2 separate regions of the Homo sapiens genome follow, and region 1 is linked to region 2. Evidence: chromatin contacts called from ENCODE Hi-C or POLR2A ChIA-PET data. All regions are on one chromosome and are shown on one strand. The core of a region is the stretch at or near the end of the contact, and the rest is flanking DNA. Distances in the headings are between cores, read along the strand shown. Region 1 overlaps LOC105370777 (a long non-coding RNA gene). Region 2 overlaps LOC105370777 (a long non-coding RNA gene).

Region 1 (2,700 bases), core at 190-2,689, 68 kb before region 2:
TAGGCATCTTTCATCCATAACAGTCCACAAACAGACTGAGGCAGAAACTTACCAAATGTTTGGCTTAGTCCCTCTGAGGTGATGAAAACATCATTTTTTACGAACTTTAAGAGCAGTGGAAAGGCTTTCCACAGAGTGATAACATAACCCTGAACATGTCAGCATATGCAATTTTTCAAGTCCTGACGTCTCTTCTCTGCAATTCTAGACAGGAATATAATGTGGCAGCAGGACGACTCCTGCAGTGAACACAAAGGGCACTGAACTCCTAACGCTTTTCCCCAGTGGCAAGCAGCAATGGAGAAATCAGGGTTCCATCCTCTCTGCCCATAGCCTTCTAGCTCAAGAAAATATTTAGATCAAAGACCCACTTGTCACATTTTGAGATATTGCAAGTTATCCTCACTTGCCTAACTAAGTAAGCATGCCTAACTCTGGAGACTGGGAAGGGGATGATGGGGAAGGTAATGATGAGCCACTAAAATGGATGCAAGATTGAATTTTTTTTTTTTTTGAGACTTTTTTTTTGGTCACCCGGACTGGAGTGCAGTGGTGCGATCTCAGCTCACTGCAACCTCCGCCTCCTGGGTTCAAGCGATTCTCCTGCCTCAGCCTCCCAAGTAGCTGGGATTACAGGCACCCACCACTATGTCCAGCTAATTTTTTGTATTTTTAGTAGAGACAGGGTTTCACCATGTTTGCCAAGCTGGTCTCGAACTCCTGACCTCAGGTGATCCATCCACCTCAGCCTCCCAAAGTGCTGGGATTACAGGCATGAGCCACCATGCCCAGCCTGAATTTTATGTTTGAGATTTGTCATAAGACCTGCCAAGACAAGGGAAAGCTTGTTATGTATTCCCTTTCTCTCACAAAACAGCTCTTCAGTGAGTCCCACATGGTCACTTATTTGATCAACAAACATTCATTATGTGTCAGACACTGAGGATGAATAGGACAGAATTTGCAATGTCAGAAACAGGGATATTGGTCAGGGTGGCTTTTGAGCGGTCCCTGGAGTCAAGACTCCTCACAGTTCTTTACTTTTAATATTTCCCCACGTCAGCCACACTAGACTAACACAAAAGTTGGGACATCAGCCTACAGGGAGGAACTGTACCATCTGTTCAACTGCAAGTTCAGTACAAGACATAGAACAGTAGACTATATCATCACTGGTAGACTGTTTCATCACTATGTGCAAAGTTCCTTGGGATGGAGGTGCTGCCGCCTCATTCCCACCACTCTTCCTCATGGCCCCTCACCACTCCCACCTCGCCGCCACCTGCCATCCTCATCTACCCCCGAGCTGGCTCCTGCTGGCATCTTTATATATTCATTCTGTTTCCAAAACCTCCCTCCAAGAAGCTACACGTCCAATTGCATTTCCCTTTTCTGCAAAAAGTTAAGTACACAGCAATTGCTACATGCTTTAGAGGTTTGCTTTACCGGGAAAGTGCTGCAAACTGGCCCCCAATAAGGAAATCAGAGTGAGTCACTTGGAGCTCTTGGCCTTTACACTTCAGGCTATTAAATCCAAAATCCTAAGGAGTCCAACCCAGGTCCAAGAAGAGGAGCCTGAGGAGGTCCTTCCTAAATGTTAAGGCACCTAGAAACATTAGCCAAACAGGTCAAACAGAACCCCATGCTTTTTGTTGGTAGAATTTGATAAAATTACCACACACTGACAGGATGAAGAGTAAAGCCTATCACATCTTATTTGACTGTAGCAGAAAATTTAACAATTCTTAGAGAAATTATTTCAGCTCCTCTGCTTTGGCAAGCATATGAGAAGAGTAAAAAGAAAAGATAAACACTGACAGCCCTTATAATCTTTTTTTTTTGTTTTGAGACAGAGTCTTGCTCTGTCACCCAGGCTGGAGTACAGTGGCATGATCTCGGCTCACTGCAACCTATGCCTCCCAGGTTCAACCAATTCTCCTGCCTCAGGCTCCCGAGTAGCTGGGACTACAGGTGCACACCACCAGGCCCGGGTAAGTTTTTTTGTATTTTAGTAGAGACAGGGTTTCACTGTGTTGCCCTGGCTGGTCTCGAACTGTTGAGCTCAGGCAATCCGCCTGCCTCAGCCTCCCAAACTGCTAGGATTACAGGTGTGAGCCACTGCGCCTAGCCCGTAAACTTGAATATAATACCATAACTCAGGACACCAGTGAAATGACCCAGAAACTTGTGAGGGGATTGAGAATTTGGAAATTGAGCAAGAAACCGACTAGAGTTGCCATCAGCAATCAAGAAGTGACTATGGGAGAGGAAAGAAGGTGAAACGTCTGTTCTCTTGCTCACCTACCATGTTTTAAATACAGCCTTTGGTGACAGAAGCAAGAGTAAAGTAATGGAGATGATACTGGGCTCCCAGAGAAACAGACTTGAGTTTTCAGCCTTCACTAATGGCTGTGATTCTGTGAAGACACTGTCTCCTCTCTAGTCTTCAATCCCCCACAGAAGCACCCCCTCCTCCATGAAGCCCTCTTCGGTTTCTCCTGCCCACACCCATATCCCCTCTTCTGAATTTCTAGAATACCTACTTTTATGCCTCACAATGTGAAGCTTTTTCAGGTTTTTTTCAGGTGTATTTGCCTCTTATTTCATGACTGAATTTTGATGCCCCTAAAATAAGAACTATAATGCCTTTTTCTTTTGACTCTCCTGCACAGCCAAGTTCAGAGCTGAATATTTCATAAA
Region 2 (2,700 bases), core at 119-2,618:
ATCGTCTGGTGGAACCATATTGAAGATGCACTGAAGTATGATGTTAAGGAATGTAAATTTTTTCTGGTAGATCAGGAGTCACTGAAGATTTAGGACCCAAAATCTTCAGTGACAGAATCACAGCTGTGATTTAAGGATTCATCTGGCAGCAGCATATAAAATCCTTTGGGAATAAAGATGCCAGGTAAAAGGTAATAAAGTCTTGAACCAAGGGGGCATCCACGGAACTACATGGAACGTTCTTGATTTAGTGTTATCCAGTTGGAAGCACTGTGCAAAGAACTAGAAATGGGAGCCCTCCCATGATAGCTTGGAAAAGATGTCTCTGTTGTCTGCATACTTTGGGGCACATATGAAAAGTGATGAGGGTTTAAAGCCTGGCCATGGATAACATTATGCAGAGGGAAAGTCAGAAAAGAAATGTGTTTCATCAAAGGCTTGAGCATAGAAGGAAAGGTGCTTAAGAAGAGAATAGGGGCAGTAGCGGAAGGGGGAAGACCCAGGAGAATATCGCATTTCAGTAGAAAGGGTTTCCAAAAAAAGTGAACAAGCAATTATGTAAAATGCAGCAGAAAAGTCAAGGAGAATGAATATTGAAAAGGGGTGGGAGGACTTTTAACTTTATAGAAAATTTCAGGAAGCATCCAGAACTGAATTTGAAATCAAAACGTCTGGGCTCAAGATACATAAAATAATTTCTCCCTATGTATTACCTCTACTCCCTCATAATTTCACTATACATGTAGTTCTTTGTGTCCTCTTTGACTATTCTCTTCAGCATAATCTTCCAGTTTCTACATCCACTGCTAATGCTTCCATATTCTTGATATTTAAAAAGCAAGTGCATTGTCATGTCATGATGCCCACAGAAGCCAGAGAGAGTAGGGTCACACCATATATAACTGGGTTACCTAAAGACTTGTCCATTAGCATATATTTAGAAGGGGCTATGGGCATCACAAGCAAAGACTGACTTGTCAAGTTAAAGCTAACATATAACTTCTATAGTTAAATAGCAAAATTTAGCAAGCATTTGGTAATAGGCTCGATTAGCATGGTTTCCATTTTTTTCTAGCAATTGTATACAAAGCACTGAAAAAGAGAAAATGCAAAGAAGAATGTATAGAATAGCACATTTATAGACTAGTGTGTTGGCCTCTTCAGAAATCCAGCATTGTAGAGAAGATATCATCCACAGTACTAAGTTTAAACCACTTAAGCTGAAATTCAAAACCCTACACAATTTGATAACAGCCTACTTCTCTAACATTATCTCTCTCTAGCCATTCAGTCAATAACTCAAATTCCTATAATTCAACAAACAAGCACTTACTCCATTCCAGGCATTGTGCCAATCACTACACTAAGCACCCACAAGCCAGGCTGCTCCCATCTAAAACGTTACTACCCCTACTCCTTTACTGACCAGTCTGTTCTCAGCAGGAAAGCCTTTGCTCTTCTCTGTGCATATTGAAATTCCTCGATTATTGACAGCATACTTGGGAGACAGGAGCAAGGCTGTGCAACCTGACTGCTTTGGATTTAAATCTAGTTCCACCCTTAGGCAGCTGTGTGACCTTGGGCAAGTTACTTAAATGCTTCAATTTCCTCCTCTGTCTTCCTTCGAGGAATGTGATGATTAAACACATATATGAAGCACTTAGAAGAGTGTGTCAAGGTATTTAAAACCATACCAGGAATTTAGCAACTGTTTAATAAATGTTAAAAAGTAGTAGTAGTAGTTGTTGTTGTTGTTGTATTGTGATTCTCAGCTGCAGATGCACCTCCTTCACAATACCCCACACTCATAAATCTAACTCATGGTCCATACTCACATGGTTCTTATCATATGTGTCTTTGCATATGTTTTATATCTGATACATTTTTTTGGAGGCAGGCTATTATGCATTTTTTTTCTTCCCTCAGCACACAGCCACATGCACCACAGTCCCTAATGGTAATAGTAAACTGTGTGAGTGTGTGTGTGTGCGTGTGCATGTGTACATGAATTCAGTGGACCCTAAGGAAAATTCTATGGAAGAGGGACAGTCATGGTTCTTCCATCACCAAGAAACATCAAAGTTTGGGGTCACCAAAATGAAGGAAAGTAGCTATAGCATCTTCTTTGCAATAGGCCTTTAATACTGTGTCTATCCTTCTTACCAGTCTGGATTAGTTTAGATTCATTTCTACTAGAGGGCAGGGAATGAACTAAGTAATTTGTAATTCCACCAGTTCACCCCTTCAGAACACCTCCAGATCATCACAACTCCCAATTTTGCTTTGTTAAATGCAGACCAGCTGGGAACCAGCCCAGGACCCTGTATCCCTGAAGTTAACCCACACTCATATTGCTTGGACCAGCTGGGGCTGGCCTGTTTCTGGTGAGACAAAGAGCCAATAGATGATGGTCTGACATGCCAAGAAGTGATCATAGCTGCTTCAGAGGTCATCAGTAAAGAATGTCAGAAGGAAATGGCCCAAGGCAGTAGAAATGCTTTTGCCCTCTTAGATGGTAGTTTCGCAAGCCAATAGACAAATGACGAGCTGGAGCTGGAAATAGCACAGGACTAGTATTAGTGATAGTACTGGGAAACGGCTTTAGCCTGAGGCTGGACCACATATCTTCCACCCCTTGCTGAGAGGAACCACTGCCTAAAACAGATAAGTTTCCCAACATGACTAACTTGAGTGACTATC

The links. Hi-C counts contacts between places; a loop is a spot of excess contacts on that map. ChIA-PET counts read pairs that join two places held with the same protein, here RNA polymerase II (POLR2A). Pooled maps may share reads with other maps.
Region 1: a map of vagina shows a loop between it and region 2 (1.9-fold over the local background). The contact joins two enhancer-like sites. A Hi-C loop is called at or near these places in 3 of 168 maps with a recorded cell type or tissue (CD14-positive monocyte, ascending aorta and vagina) and 1 of 50 pooled maps. POLR2A ChIA-PET finds 5 or more read pairs at or near these places in 1 of 52 experiments (MCF 10A).

Annotation. Positions count from the first base shown.
Region 1 is chr15:39,333,977-39,336,676 of GRCh38, forward strand. All of the region lies in intron 1 of LOC105370777 (a long non-coding RNA gene), which reads right to left. Among named protein-coding and RNA genes, the nearest start is that of LINC02915, 85 kb to the left of the region's middle. Within about 2 kb of position 1,440, at least 5 of the 41 ENCODE cell types and tissues checked have a DNase peak (open chromatin) inside an H3K27ac peak, as active enhancers do.
Region 2 is chr15:39,402,448-39,405,147 of GRCh38, forward strand. The region is part of intron 1 of LOC105370777 (a long non-coding RNA gene); the gene reads right to left. Among named protein-coding and RNA genes, the nearest start is that of LINC02915, 150 kb to the left of the region's middle. Within about 2 kb of position 1,369, at least 5 of the 41 ENCODE cell types and tissues checked have a DNase peak (open chromatin) inside an H3K27ac peak, as active enhancers do.